Regions from separate parts of the Mus musculus genome. Here region 1 is linked to region 2. The links are chromatin loops, found by intact Hi-C in ENCODE. Cell type or tissue: heart. All regions are shown on one strand.

Region 1 (8,000 bases), 86 kb after region 2:
ACTCAGGGCTGAGTTAATTGTTATCTGAATACTTTTTCCCCCAAATGTACTTTATTTAAATATTTAAATATGACTACAGTAAAATGATCTGGGCCAGACTTTATAAGTCTTGGCATAGTGCTGGTTACAAGAAAGTCAGACTGAGTCAAGTTTCATTCTTACCTCCTTCTGATGGGCTTTTTCCCTGTCAGCTGTAAAGCCTGCAGGGGAATCGACACAGTGGCACACATCTGTTTATCTGTTGAGCATTTGCACAGGTAGGAGTTGAAGGCTAGCCTGATCTACATGAGTTAAGACATGCCAGGGCTACCTAATGAGACCTATTTTTAAAAACACAAAACAAGGGGCTGGAGAGATGTCTCCGTGGTTAAGAGCACCGGGAGCTCTTCCAGAGGACCCAGGTTCAATTCCCAGTACCCACGCACAAACACCTGTAACCAGCTCCAGGACACCCTCTCCTGGCCTCTGCAGGACATGCAGGTAAAACACCAATAAACACATAAAATAGAAATTTAAATTAAAAAAACAACCCACAAAACTAAAAGTCACATTTTGATCACAATCAGCTTGAAAATTACACTGGATTCTTTCTCAGAAGTCCATCTTTATCTCCTAAGTTACTTACCACTGATGAGGAAGAGAAGGAGGATGCTGGATACCATGTGGCATTTACCTTAGAAGAAACCTATGGGGTTAAAAAGTATCTGATAAATGTCTGATGCAGTGGTACACACTTTCAATCCCAGCACTCAGGACACAGACAGGCGGTCTCTGTGACTTGGAGATAAGCTTGGTCTGCATTGTGAGTCTCAGGCCAGCTATGGCTAATATACCAAGACCCTATTTCTTTCTTTTTGTTTTTCTTTTTAAGGTTAATTTATTTTTTTATGTTATGTATACGAGTACATTGTAGCTGTCTTCAGATATAACAAAAGAGGGCATTGGATTCCATATAGATGGTTATGAGCCACCATATGGTTGCTGGAAACTGAACTCAGGACCTCTGGAAGAGCAGTCAATGCTCTTAAACACTGAGCTATCTCTTCAGCTCCAAGACTCTATTTCAACAAAACACAATTTGATAAATAAGCCTAGAAAGTATATAAAACTTGACAAATGGCTGTTATAATGCTCAATATCATATAGCTACTGTGATTGCAGAAAGGATTTAGTATTTGGTTTCAAGGACCATATAATTTTGTTTTGAGACAGTCTCCCTCTATAGCCCTGGCTTTCCTGGAACTGTAGCTGAAGCTGGCCTTGAACCCAATGATTCCCTTCTAGCCTCCTAAGTATAGGAGTATAAGCATAAGCCACCATGCAATGCTTAGGGCCATATGCCTTTTTATTTATTTATTTATTTAGAGACAGGTGTCTCTCAAGAAAGTCCTGGATGTTCTGGAACTCAATATATAGACCGTGCTGGCTTTCAACTCACAAAGATCCTCTTGCCTCTGCCTTGGGAATAAAGGAGTGTGCCACCATTCCTGGCATTTTTTTTTAATGAAGTTTAGTTGTAGGTAGAAATACTGAGACTGGATCTCCCTGTCCCTTCCCATTATCCCCCAGGTGTTAAGGATCAAACCAAGGGTCTTATGTATGCCAGCAAGCATTCCATCACTGAGCTACACCCCAGCTTTCGCTGAATAGTCTTTATTTAAAAGAAAAAGACAAGGCCAGGTGCCATGGCACAGGCCTTTAATTCTAACCCATTGGTAGGTGGAGGCAGGCAGACTTCTGTGAATTCAAGACCACTCTGGTCTAAAAAGTGAGTCCCAGGTCAGCCAGAGCTATTTATGAGACCCTGTTTCATAAAAAGGGTTGGGGTGGATAGGTCACCACAAACTCAAGGCTAGCCTGGGAGTCTACACAGTGAAGGCCCCAGACACAGAAAGTTATAGAAACGATAAATCATGAAGATCAAGTCCTAGCTTTCCAAGGAAGTCTTAATTTAAGGAACCTTTTGTATCATATTTTGCAAAAAACAGTCACTACAAATCTAAAAGTACTTAGTATAATATCTAAAGAAAGTGTTGAAGACAGTATAAATCAATATAAATATAATAAACCATAAATAACATTGTCTCTACTCAATGTAACTACAGATTAAATAGCAATAAAATACAAGTATATGCTCACACATACTTGAATACAAATGTTCATAGCGCCTTTATTTTCATTTGCCCCAAACTTGGTAGTGACTCAACTGTCCACCATTAGTTAATATAATCAAGGTGCAGATGTGTGAAAATATCACAATGGGACCGATTTTTATAGAATATGTTAGTAACATTTTAATAATGCAGCAGATGAGGGTGGAGATGCAGCAGATGAGGGTGGAGATCCTTCAGGAAGCTGAGCCTCACTTACTCCAGGCCAGTCTCAGGCACCAAGTGAGACTCTGTTCCAAGGGTGAAAAACAGCGAGCTGAAACACTAGATGATTCATCCATATAAAGCTAGGGATCCCAGCTCATCTCTAACATCATCAGATTTGTCGGCACCCTTGGCTGAAAGGGACAGCAGTTAGGAGAGCTAAGAGGGTTCTTTTTGGAGTAGTGGATATTTTTATTATCTTGTGATACTTTCACAGGCAGTATGTCTTACCAAATGGAATATAAACATCTTATTTTGGGTCAATTTCACTTTATAAGGCTATTTTTAAAACGGTACAGGTACCTCATGGCAGACGAACATGTTATTTTGTAGGATAAAAAAAAATCAGGGAGTGGAGGGAGGCTCAATTATAATAATGTTAAATCTCACACTGTATTTCTAAAACAAAAATGTTCAACGTATTACAAAAGTTGACTTGAGAAATATCCCAGTAAAAGATGTAAAGGGGTGCTGGGCTGATGGTTTCTATGGCAGCTGGTCACTCTCGCCTCCTGAGAAGGTGATTTATCACAGTGCTCCCCTGGGCTATTGTCCACTTTCACCAACAGAGTGCTTCACTTCTATGTATACTATGAGTGTCTCCCTTGAGTTCTTTCGATGGCGATCAACAAGGAAGGACCAGGGAGCTGGGGAGAGCAACACAAAGTCCCTGTGAGCTCTGGGTTCTCACCCTCACCCTGAGATCTTCGATGCTGCCACCTGAGTTCCTTCTCTCAACTATCTGCACTTGCTTAACTCCCAACAGCTCTTTGATCTACTCCAACCTTCATGAGTAAGTTCTAACCTTCATGACTGCTCCTAAGTCCTCCTTAGACTGGACCACACAGCAGAGGGGACTGGCTAATTACTCTCCGTCCCTGAAGTCCTTTCAGTTGTCTCTCATGATGCCCTGCTGTCTTCTTCACCTCACCCTCCCTCCTTTTTTTCTTTGTAGCCCCTCCTTATCTCTTTTGCTGGCTCATTCTCCTCTTCTGGCCATCAACTCCACTGCCCAAGGCTTAGTCCCAGGATTTTCTTCTCATTCTTTTCATTCTCTTTAAGTGATCCCAGCAATTGCAGTGGACTGCAATTGGATCCTGCTGATGCCCAGGTCTGCAGTCCTCACTCAGTCTTCCTCTTCAGGTAATACCCATATAACTATTTTCACACCTCTACTTGGGATCATGCTCTCCTCCCATCTGTCGGCTTTACTTCCTAGAGCCCACCCACCTGCGCAATGGTCTTTAGTTACCTGGCTGACCAAGGCACATTCTGAAAGTCACCTCATCATCTCCCTTTTGCTTCTCAGTAAACCAAACATGTCTTGGCACAAGTCACATCTATCTTCCTACAAGTCTCTGAACACACTGTCCTCTCCTCTCGCCACCCTGTCCTTTTTCAAGCCCGATAACCATCTCTGTCTCTTCTTTAGAATTCAATAATGGCTTTCCAACAAAACTCATAGTTTCTAACCTAATATGATCTGAATCTAGTTTCTATTCTTCAAATGGAAATAAATAGGGTCTTTCTAAGAGGAATTAGGCAAAACATTAACAAATTCTCAGTCTATTCAAGGATGCATATTATTCCCATTTGTAGAACCCTTCCATGCAGGGAGTGCACCTCAGCCTTAAAGTAGCCCGTGTTTATAAGGGCCAGGGTTCCTTAGCAACTCAACATAAAACAGCAACAAACCCTCTGATGGCTTTCTATTGCCCTTGCAGTTAAGATTAATGCCCCTGGTGTTCAGTGTACTTTTGCTTCTTAAACTTCACAGTTTGCTCGCTACTTCATCCTTGCTCTCTGTCCCAACCATCCTGGAGCTAGACATTACACAGTTTTGTCCCAAGGGTAGCCCAAGACTTCTGGACATGTTTTATCTTCTTTGTTGTACATATGCTGACCCATTCTGCTGGTTTCATTCCACTTACCTGGCTCATTCTTAACTCTCTCTGGAACTCTCAACCCCCAGATATGGGATAAACACCTAACTGTGCAGTTCACTGAGCACCCAAATGCCTCCATTTTTCATTCCACATTCTAGGATAATAGCTTGCTTAATTATTAAGTGTCTCTTCAGGTCAGGAGACCATTGTGTTCTCTGCCCCTAGCATAATTGCTTGAACAGACTGAGGACTTGTTAATGTTTTGCAGAATCAAGGGATGAATAGTCATCAAGCAGTAATTTGTTACTAATATTGTTTGTGTTCTCCCTTAAGAATAGAAAGTGTACAGATCAGGTCATTTCAGCATTCCAAATCAGTTGAGTTTCGTGCTTTCACTTGTACACTGGTAGACAGTGTACCCAATAAAATGAAATAGGACCTTGTAGCTTTCACAGAGTTAGACCTCATATGTTTTGCTCACTAGCACAATTCTTGAATAAACTAGTCTATGACTTTCACTGTCTAGGGTAGTGGTTCTCAACCTTCCTAATGCTACAACCCTTTAATTCCTCATATTGTGGTGACTCCCCCCCCCCAACCATAAAGTTATTTTCGTTGCTACTTCATAACTATGATTTTGCTACAGTTATGAATCATAGTGCAAATATCTGACATGCAGGATATCTGATATGAAGGGTTGCTCAAGCCTGAGGGGTCTCCTCGACTCAAGGATCGAGAACCACTGCTCTAGATATTAATTTCCTACCTGCCGTTTCCTTTGTCTTCTCTCCTTGGCTAATGACTTGATAGCCTCGAAACAAACCCAGAATTATCCCCTTTGAGAAGCTTGTGGCGAATTGGACAGGTTGAGTGTGGGACTCTTCCCTTCGTCCCTTCAGTACCCTCGGCACCCCCAATTGTCCAGCGCTTTCATTGCATTATAGTTGTGAATGTGAAAAGTCTAGGATGGGGCAAAGGAGGAAGGAAAAGCCTGCCAAGATCTAAGTCCTAAACTCTCCGCTTCATCAATTACTAACTAGGTGACCTGAAGTGCCAGCCAATTCACTTCACCACATTTTAAAATTCTAATCTTCACAGAGAATCTTAAAACTAGATAGAGTTAGGGCTAAATTCACAGATTTGCTCTGCATCGTGGAGGCAGGACACTGGGTCTCTTTAAAACTGGTTGTCATATCTCTGAATGGGAAAGATAATATCACACAAAACAGAGGGGCGAGGGCTAGGTTAAATTCTTCTAATTCCAAAACAGAAAAGATAGGCTGAACACTTAAAATAACTGAGAACTCACCGATTACTTTGTATGCTGCCCTAAAAAATAAAATTTAAAAACTCTGAAATATAATTTGATCCTTCTTAGTTTCTTCTGTTAGTTCCTTTAAGATTCGCGGCTGTCAGAATGTACAACATGTTCTCTTTTCTGTGTAGCTCCTCCCCCCCCCGCCCCCCTGTGTGTGTGTGTGTGTGTGTGTGTGTGTGTGTGTTAGTAAGTTATCCAGGTGTTTTGTTGTCGTTGATTTTGTTAAGGTTTTTTTGTTTTTTTGTTTTTTTTTTAGTTTTTGTGTATATATGATTGTATGCAATATGCATACAGATGCCCTTGGGGACCAGAAGGCATAAGAACCCCTAATGCTGGAGTTAGAGACAGTTGTGAGCTACCTAGTGTGGGTGCTGGGAACTGAACACCAGCCCTCTGAAGAGGAGTTAGCGCTCCTGACCTTCCAGCTACCTCTCTAGCTCTGCATTTGATTTTAGAAAGCATTTTTGTTGAGGTTTTGTTTTGTTTTGTAACCATTGACTGATTACTAGGTTTCATTGAAGTGTCTTCAGGCATGTCAGTATACAATGTTGCCTTTCATCCTCTTATTTAACTGCTCTCCTCATTTCCTCTCCTGCTCTCTGGAGGGTTCCCTTCTCAGGCTGGTTGTGAAGGTCTCAAGAGATTTTCCTGCCTGTGTTTCTCCAAAAACTAGGCCTGCATACATGTACCATATGATCACATAGATTAGCCTTTATCAAAGTGTCAGATTACAGTAACTAATTGTTTAAGAACTATTTCTGGTCTTTTTCCAAGTCAGTTCAGAGGTTTCTACAATTTGGTTTTTAGAAAGAAAAAAAAAGTATTTCTTCCAAAAAAGGAGAAATTCTGCTTTTATGCAAAAGACAAAATACCTCAGGATTTTCATTGACTCATGGTGATGGGGTAATGACGAGAGGGGAGAGATTTTTTTTTTATATATATAAAGGATTTTAAGAGGTTGGGAATAGAAAACCTAGAGAGGAAATGCTCTATCTGTTACTAGGAAAAGATACCAGAACAGAAGTAGGGGAGTGAGGTCACGCCAACCTCCAAAGACCTCCAGCTCATTCTCTACACTGTCCCATTAAATGACATTCAAACCTGACCCTTTGGGGACTCCACCAAGAATCAAACACATGCACACATTTCTGCAGTAGATCTCCTAAAAACCTGATGAGTAGAAAGAAATTAAAGTTTATATAAAAGTGCAACAGGAGACATTCCTAGGCTGGATGAGTAAGAGATAGTGTCGCTTAATACTGGATTATGAATCTTGCCAGGAACAGAGCAAGTCTTGCCTCAGATTCTAAGTCCATGCTAAGATGCAAACACAGGGAAAAGCTATAATCAAAGCTGGGGATCGCCGGCATACAGCTTCTGGAACTCTACAACTTCCCTTGCGCGGCGTCCGTGGGGTTCCAACTGCAGCCTAGAAGAGGATATGTCGGCACTTGAGAACTGATTTTCGGAAGGTGTCTTCCTAGGCTCTTATTTTCTACCACCTGTCTGGGGGAATGTTTAGTCTTTTGAATGAAGCAGTATTAGCAAAACCACATGCCCTTATTTACCTCCAAAAGTTTAACTTCGCTGAGAAAGTTTAACTTGGCCCAGGGCTTGGGAAAAACACTAAAAGCCAGAATGTTTGTGAAAACTAACAAATGGCTGCCTTTTTGATATGAAAACCTAGGGTACATGTCTAGGAGATTCAAAGTTCCTTCTCTGATCTTAGTTCCATGTCCTTAATGAGCTCCCATCCCCTCTTGCCTCACATAGAGGCTGGATGGGGGGAAGGGACGCTCCTGGCAAAGGAAAGTACTCTATGTACAGCGACCAAAAGGAGGAGTTTCTGGGGCACAGAGGTGGCTGGTACAGAGGTGAAAGAGAGACCGTGGGAGGAACCAAAAAAGAGAAAGCAAGCCAGCATGTGACAGCAAGGACTGAGCTGGACTGGAGGTGGGTGGGTCAAAGCTAAAAAAGAAAAGGCTCAGGAGTAAAGGGGAGTGGGGAGCAGGCGTGACCGTCCGGGGCTGAATCTCGGGGCCAGGCGGTACAGAGTGACAGCCCTGACGCACGGGTCTGGTGGAACACAAGGGGCTGCAAAGAAGGGGCTGGGCCAAGAAGTCTGTCCGGCAGAAGCATGGTTTAGAGACGGGGCGGAAAGGACCCATTTCTAACATCATGGTCCCTCGTCGCCACCCTCACTCGCCTGCAGGATCCGGGACCGCATTGCTGCCGCTGCCGCCACTGCCGCCGCCATGGCTCACCGACTCTGCCCAGCTCGCCTGCGTCTCGGCTGCCAGTGCCTCCCTTGAAGCAACACCGTTAAGCCACGCCCAGAACACGACCGAGCCTCTCCATTGGAGGGAAGGGCCACTTCCTATAACCAATCACTTGTCGGAATCTTTGACTCCACCCATCATT
Region 2 (8,000 bases):
GCTCTCCGTGGTGACTAGGCGTGAGCATGGTATGCATACCCACTGACATGAATATATTTAAAAGGAATCACACCGTGCAGCAGATCCGAGAACTAACGGGGCTGCGTCTTAGATAAGTGGTAACGTGCAGAGGTGGCCTTACAGAGGGAAAGGCAAGGCCCTGAGACATGGTATGACTGTTCTGGTGTGCTGGAGCATGGCAGCCACTGAGTGCAATGCCTTACCTAAGAGATGGAGGGTCCTGGACCTGTGGCTTCCCCCTGCTCTTGTCTTGGAAGAAGCTCTCCAAGTCTTCCTCATCCTCAGCGTCGTTCAGATCACTGTCTGGATCAGACTGGAAGAGAGACTCCAATACATCCCACCGGCCTCTCTGCTTCGGAACCTGTGGGGTTCTATAAAAGCTCCCCGTGGAGTCGGAAGTAGAATCTGTGTCCTCCTCCGGGCTGAGGAACTCATGGAGTTTGCCAGCTCTGGGCAAAACCAGCCCTTCTCCAAACTGCTCATCTTCTGGCTCAGTGTCTGAGGAGGACGACTTGGGAGGAAATATCTAAAAAAAAAACCAGACATCAGTGAGACTTAAACTCTAATTTCAAAGGTTCTCAAGACATGGCTCTAGCTTCACTTTGACTGCTTCGGTATATCAGGGACCAGGAAGGGGCAACAGAAAGTAAGATGCATTCTTCATTCAAAAGGCACTGAACAACACAGCGTGTGTATGTGCCTGGCTGTGCATAGCAAAGGCTGCAGAAGAGCTAAGGGCAGTTCTCTGCTCCATTCAGCACAGAAAGAGGACTCTGGGTACCTAACCTGACCCACACAGTATGCTTCCAGTGCTCCAGGAATCCTGCCCATGACCTGGCTACATTCTGCTCCCAGTTCACTTGAACTTTATATAATTCTTACCCTTCTTCCTTTTCTTATTTTCTCACTGACACCCTTACTTTTCTCATACTCTAACCAGTTTCCACACCATCGCCAGGAATGGATGATTAGTGGGGAGACGATGTATCTTGGAGAAAGAGCAGCATGGAAAGTGGAACTCCCAAATAGAGTTTAAAGGTTCTAAGGGCTACGAGTGAAGTGCAGTGGCCTTGCCTAGCGTGCTCAAGGGGATCAAACGTGGGCCTCATTTCCCAGCACTGTAAAGCAACAGCATTGTATTGGCTAGTTTTGTGTCAACTTGACACAGCTGGAGTTATCACAGAGAAAGAAGCTTCAGTTGAGGAAATGCCTCCATGAGATACAACTGTCAGGCATTTTCTCAATTAGTGATCAAGGGGGAAAGGCCCCTTGTGGGTTGGACCATCACTGGGCTGGTAGTCTTGGTTCTATAAGAGAGCAGGCTAAGCAAGCCTGGGGAGGCAAGCCAGTAAAGAACATCCCTCCATGGCTTCTGCATCAGCTCCTGCTTCCTGACCTGCTTCAGTTCCAGTCCTGACTTCCTTTGGTGATGAACAGCAGTATGGAAGTGTAAGCCAAATAAACCCTTTACTCCCCAACTTGCTTCTTGGTCATGATGTTTGCGCAGGAATAGAAACCCTGACTAAGACAAGCATCAAATTACATCCATCCATGTGTGCATACAAGATAACATGGGTTGGGTGCCTAGTGTGCCATTGTCTTAGATAAGAGTTTCTATTGCTGTGATGAAACACCATGACCAAAAAGCAAGTTGGGAAGAAAGGGTTTATTTGGCTCACACTTTCCACATTGCTGTTCATCAATGAAGGAAGTCGGGACAGGAACTCAAGCAGGGCAGGAACCTGGAGGCAGAAGCTGATGCAGAGCCCACAGAGGAGTGCTGCTTACTGGTTTTCTCCTCTGGCTTGTTTAGTCTGCCTTCTCAGAAACCAGGACTACCAGCCCAAGGATGGCCCCACCAACCATGGGCTGGGCCCTCTCCCATTGATCACTAACTGAGAAATGCTTTACACTTGGTTCTCATGGAGGCATTTCCTTAACTGAGGCTCTTTCCTCTGGGATGATCCTAGCCTGTGTCAGGTTGACACAAAACCAGCCTGTACAGTCATGAAGTCTGTTTTCCGGTGAGAGCAGAGGGAGAACACGGGAGGGTAACGTAAGGAAGTGTGCGCTTGGAAGGCTTGTCTGTGGCTACCCGTCAGAGGGCACTGGGAGGGCACCAATACTCAGGATTAAATGTATCAGTTTGTTGCACAACATCATGGAAAACTATAGCAAATGCACAGGGATGGACTAGGATCAGCATGTTCAGGCTGTTTTGAGAGGAGGGATAGGGAAGAGGGATCAACTCTTGACAGGTACTGTGATGAATGAGAATGGTCGAGAAAGGTAGAGAGCTGTGCAATATCTTAGGGCAAAGGTAAACAGCTGATAAGGATGCATAATCCTTTAGAAGACAGAACTGTTAGTAAGTCTGCAACTATGGTATGGACCCAGGAAAAGCACTGCCGCTTGGTGACCTTGCTCCTGCCCTTGGCTGTATCTGCTAGGCAGAGTACAGATGCTCTTTCACACATGATGCATCGTCTATATCCAGATAAGTCCATTCTAAGTCACAGTAGTTTAAGTAAAAACGTACTAATACATTAACCTACTGAGCAGGGCACTTAGAGAATAGCTATTGTTCACACTCCTGATTGTGCAACTCACTAGAAATAGCAAGTCCCTGGACACTGTGTCACCAAAGCAGAGAGTGTATCCTATTGCTATTTAAAGAAAGACTGAAATCTAGAGCTGGGAATTTAGCTCTGTGGAGAGCACTTACCTAGAATGCACAGGACCCTGGACTCAGTCCTCAGTACCATAAAAATAGAAAAATAAAAGTATGGAGTATTAGCCAGGCAGTGGTGGCGCATGCCTTTAATCCCAGAACTTGGGAGGCAGAGGTAGGCGGATTTCTGAGTTCGAGGCCAGCCTGGTCTACAGAGGGAGTTCCAGGACAGTCAGGGCTAAACAGAGAAACCCTGTCTCGAAAAAACAAAAAAAAAGTATGGAGTATTGTTTCTACTGAGCGCATGCTTGTCCATCATTATAGTGTGGAGAGCAATCTGAACCACTGAGGTTGGGGGTGTCTGACTTTGAGTGTTAGGGTGATTTTTATTGTCTCAGTTGAGTCTTGTAGTGATAGAGGGAAGGTGGTGTGGCTGGAGGACAGTGGCCTGAGATGTCCTTAGAGTGGTAGGTACAAGGCCACCAGTGGACTATTGATGATTAGTGGCAATTGGAGCAGTCCATCTGAGTTAGAGATAAGTGTGTGCTCTAACCCTAGCTCTGCTGCTGAAGAACATGTGATCTAGAGCAAAACTCTCTCCTTCCCCTGCCCCTCTCTCTCTGTTGTGACAGGGTCAAAGGGCGACCTTGAACTCCTTATCCTTCTGCTTTAGTAATTTGAGTTGTTGGGATTACAAGTTTGAGCCATAATGCTGGCTCTTTCGTTTTAAAAACAACTTTATTGAAACACAATGTCCATAGTGTACAAGTGAGCCATTCAAAGCGTACTCTCCTCCAGTTTCTAAAACAGCCAGGGTCATCTAGCAATCACAGTAGAAGTCAGACCATTTTCACCATTCCTCTAAAGCAGTGTCCTCAACTGTTCTAATGCATCGACCCTTTAATACAGTGTTTCATGTGGTGGTGAGCCCCAACCATAGTCATTTTCATTGTTAATACTGTAATTTTGCTACTGTTATGAATTGTAAGGTAAATATCTGATATGCAGGATGATCTTAGGTGAAACAGATTGAGAATCTCTGCTCTGAAGCACCAGTGTAGCATTTAATTGTCACTTATATCCCTTAACCCTCCCACATCTTCCTCTCAACCTGTCAGCCCTAGGCAACTACCAGCCTACTTTCTGTTTTCAGAGATTTCGGGGCAAATTGCTTAACCCATCTCTTTTCTTTTCTAGAAAATGGGTTTGAGAGGATACAACACATTAAACACATTCAGTTTAATGAATTTTAATATATTTGAAGAGCTGCGTTTCGGTGCGTTTTCCTTACTCTAAAACGACAACAAAAACCTTGGAAGCTTTTAGAAGTCTCTCCTCACCTCCTCAGCCCTTTTAGAAGTCTCTCCCTGTTTCTCCTCACCTCAGCCCCATGCAATGACGCGCCCCCTAGATTTGCCTTTTCTGGATAATCATATTAAGATAGAGATCGCTTTTAAGATTTTCAAGGTTAATTCGTGGTTTGTTATTAGTACGATTCCTGATATCAGAGCCTGGTACAAGACACAAAAGACCCACGTCCCCCAAGACTGGTTCTCTAAGTGCCCAAGCGCTGCCAATTTTAATTCTTCGCCCTTTGATGACACGCCCCTGACTCTGTCTCCACGGCAACGCTAAACAGTTTCCACTCTTGAGGATTCCTTGCTGAGGCATCCGACTTCCTCCTTTCTCCACTCACCTCACGGCTCCACTCGGCGCACTCAGGACCTCCCGCAGTCCTCCCCACAGTCATCTTCCTAACTAGAGAGAGAGAGAAGCAGAGGTGAAAGCAGCAGTGACAACCGTGACAGCGGCGCCGGCGGTTAGGTACTGCTAGCCACGCCCCTTCATGGCTTTAGCCTTGGATTGGCTTCCAGTCTTTAGTCTGTTCCGCCCAATGAGGCAAGAGCGTCTTCTGATTGGATAATTTTCTTCAACTATTTTATTTCCGGTTTTGAAGACAGGGCTAAAACCACACAAGGTTGACGACTGCCCCGGAAGCACTTTCCAGGACCTATCAGGGAGAAGTCCCGGGCGCGGGCGCAGGCAGGAGTCATTATGGCGGCCCGCATTGGCTCCATGGCAGGCTTGCTCTGCGTTCGCTGGTGGAGTTCCGCGCAGCTCGCAGCCAGAGGAGGCCCGCTAGTTGCCAGCCAGCGATGGGCGGGCTCCTCGGCAGACACCGTGTACGACGTGGTGGTGTCAGGAGGAGGCCTAGTGGGCTCTGCCATGGCTTGTGCCTTAGGTAGGTGCATCTCGACCGCGGGCTGGAGGATCTGGGCTGTGGAGGGACGGTACTCACAGTGGAGGTCGGGACGCTGTCCAGACACCTAACGTGCCTGACCTGGTGCTTTGCTCACTGTCCTTCCAGGGGAGTCCTCGGGAATGGCATGGGTTCTGCGGGATCACAAGTGGGCGGGCCTTTCTAAGTCAGTCTGACCCTTGAGAACTGTCCAGGATTGTTTATGAGCACCTCGAGAGGCATCGGGCTTTGTAGTATCGGATGGTAGATCGGATTGACCTCGAAATCACAGAGATCATCTTCCTCAGTCTTCTGAGTGCTGGGATTAAGGCCCGCGCCCCCACTCCTGGTCTTAAAGCTGCTTTATTAAGATAACATTCATCTAGTTATAAGTGCTCCCACTTAAAGCGTACAGTCCAATGAGTTTTTAGTATTTTTGCAGAGCTATTCAGTACCTACAATAAGTTTTATTACCGTTTCCTTACTTTATAAAAAACCAAAAAGCAAAAAAATAAAAAAAGACTTGGAATTCATTAGATGTCACTCTCCACACTTCTGCTCACCTTCTCAGCCCTACAGACTCTCCTACTTTCTGTCTATAGATTTACCTTTTCCGGATAGTTCTATGTAGTTGGAGATATACTCTGTTTTAAAGGTTAATCCAGGTTGGAGTCTGTATCAGACAGCTTTTGTTTTGAGAGCTGATGCCATCCTCAATTGTGTTGAAAGTATGCTTGGTTTTCACTTTTGGCCTGTAAAGGAATGATGCTAGTAGGGACATTCTGTGTGCAAACTTTGGTGTGAACAGTGTTGATCATCTCGAGGCTATTCTCTAGTGAAATCTCTGGGTTATGTGGCAATGCTGATGTTTTGAAGACCTGCCAGACTTTGAGAGAGTGCCCCAGTTTATGTTATCATTGACAGTAGATGAATGCTCAGGTTTCTCCTGACCCTGACAGCACTATCTGCTGCCTTTTTTCTTTGTCCTCTGAAGTTCGTAGGAAGTGGCTTGTGTTTATATTTCCCTAATGACCAATGGTGTGGAATATATTTACCAAGTGCTGGCATGATGTAGCACCGTTTCTGGGCCCTTCGAAACTTTAGCATTCACATTTTGGTGGCTCGCTCTTGTGTTAGGTTTGTGTGTATGTTTTCCTTTGTACTGCATCCTTCTCTCGCTCTTTTCTGAGCGTCACGGGGAAGGAAGACAGCAGCTCTTTTACTAACGTTCACACACAATTCTGTTTTGTTATTGTTTGCTTTTCTGTCTAGCAAAGTATTATATTTTAAAACTCAGGAGTGACTGTTAAAATCATGGTAGTAAAAAGCATGGTGTTTTTTGCAGGAGGATCAGAAGTTCAAAGCCATCCTTGGGTTACATAGAATGCAAAACTCCCAAAACAAACAAAAATATGTGACTAAGGTATTTCCAATAGTCTTTTTGTTTGTTTGTTTGTTTAAAATAAGGTGCTGTGTAATCTTTGCTGGTGTGGACCTTTAACTGATCCCGCTGTCTCTGCCTCCCAAATGCTGGGCTCCCAAGCACAGGCTGTTACTCCCGAGTTATAAAGGCGCTTACTGACTTTCCCCCTTCAGTCCCCTGTTTTCCATAATTCTTCCTAAAACTCACAACTAATTGTTGTTTTAGGCTTGAGTTTCCCTCTGACATTTGAGTTTGGGAACAGTTCCCTGCATAATTGCACAGTTGCATTCTTAATCCATTCTTGTCATATTCTTTGGGTTTTATTCTGAGACTCCTCCTCCTCCTTGAGCCCCTGGGTAGCCATACAAGTGTGCACCACTACGCCTGGGCTTCTCACTTGATTTCTAGGTGGTTTTTTTCTCATTTCAAAAACAGTTACATTAAATAGCTAAGAAATAAAACACATCACCTGGGTGTATTTTATAATGTACTTGGAAATCTAATTGTTTTCCTTTTAGTTTTATCTTACCCAACAAACATACAGTGCCTACTTTATGGGTCCGCAGCTGGAAATTATATTCTAAGGGAAGAATGTAGGGAATGTGGAACCTGGAAAAGGACACAGATAACCAGGGGGGGAGGAAGCATGACAGGAAAGCTCCCTCGTAGAGGGACCAGCAGCTGGTATGTGCTGGAGGACAAAGTGCCTGCTGTGGAGGACACACCCAGGAAGCGAGGCCAGATCACAGGGATTGATCAATCATAGAGCACTACCACCTTCAGAGCAAGGGGCAGGGTGATGGGGGACTAGGAGACCATGATTTTGAGCAAGCATGTCTGGGTCCCTCCTTCCTCTTACTACCCAGCAAGAGGGATCAGCGCCGTTGGGTTGACTGCTGCTCACTGCCTGCTCCATGGCAGCCATTTTGGTTTTTATCCACTCGTGTGCCTGTCGTAATGATGCCTATTCACTACCAGTGCGCAGGGATAGTGCCTGCAGGCACGTGTGGAATTTATGGATGACACCTGTCGCTCTATCATCTAAAATGCAAAGGCCCATTGCTGACCCTATTGGAGTCAGAAAGGGAGGCTCGGAGGTTGTAGTAACCTTGCTGCTGGGTCCTAGATAGCCACTGGTTGGCCTGTGGGATGGCCTGCGACTGTTAATAAGGCAGTTGTGGGTTTTTTTTTTGTTTTTTTGTTTTTGTTTTTTTTTCTGGTTTTTCGAGACAGGGTTTCTCTGTGTAGGTCTGGCTGTCCTGGAACTCACTTTGTAGACCAGTCTGGCCTCGAACTCAGAAATCCGCCTGCCTCTGCCTCCCGAGTGCTGGGATTAAAGGCGTGTGCCACCACGCCCGGCTGCGTTTGTGTTTTTAAAGGCATGTACCATGTGGCCGGCTTGATTTTCTTTGTGTCTGTGTACATTATGTGCACATGAGTGCAGTGTCGAAGGACGTCAGAAAACGGCGTTGGGTCCACAGGCTGGAGTTAGAGTTGGGAGCCTCTGGCCGTGGGTGATGGATGGCCTTGCTGCCCTCTGCAAGAGCAGTCCATGCTCTTTACTTGTGAGCTCCTCCTCCCCATACTGTAAAGTGAAAAAAACAAAAAAAAACAAAACCTATTTCCTAATGATGCCACATTGCTTC

What was found. Hi-C counts contacts between places; a loop is a spot of excess contacts. Peaks named below come from ENCODE experiments on the same cell type or tissue, not always from the same donor. Only the 100,000 strongest peaks of a DNase experiment are listed, where the experiment ranks them.
Region 1: it touches region 2 in a loop (2.7-fold over the local background); 5 of 42 quality-filtered maps call a loop at or near these places.

Annotation. Positions count from the first base shown.
Region 1 is chr12:84,443,104-84,451,103 of GRCm38, forward strand. It overlaps Aldh6a1 (aldehyde dehydrogenase family 6, subfamily A1), which reads right to left and starts at 7,921. Exons shown (of 12, transcript NM_134042.3): 1 at 7,786-7,921; 2 at 626-685. The coding sequence starts at 7,836. In heart, no CTCF peak of the experiment used is centred here; no DNase peak of the experiment used is centred here; H3K4me3 peaks cover 1,190 bases; H3K27ac peaks cover 934 bases; H3K27me3 peaks cover 253 bases.
Region 2 is chr12:84,357,304-84,365,303 of GRCm38, forward strand. It overlaps Fam161b (family with sequence similarity 161, member B), which reads right to left and starts at 4,525. Exons shown (of 9, transcript NM_001358283.1): 1 at 4,389-4,525; 2 at 225-547. The coding sequence starts at 4,442. Coq6 (coenzyme Q6 monooxygenase) reads left to right here and starts at 4,665. Exons shown (of 12, transcript NM_172582.3): 1 at 4,665-4,934. The coding sequence starts at 4,748. In heart, no CTCF peak of the experiment used is centred here; a DNase peak (open chromatin) is centred at 4,668; H3K4me3 peaks cover 2,935 bases; H3K27ac peaks cover 1,241 bases.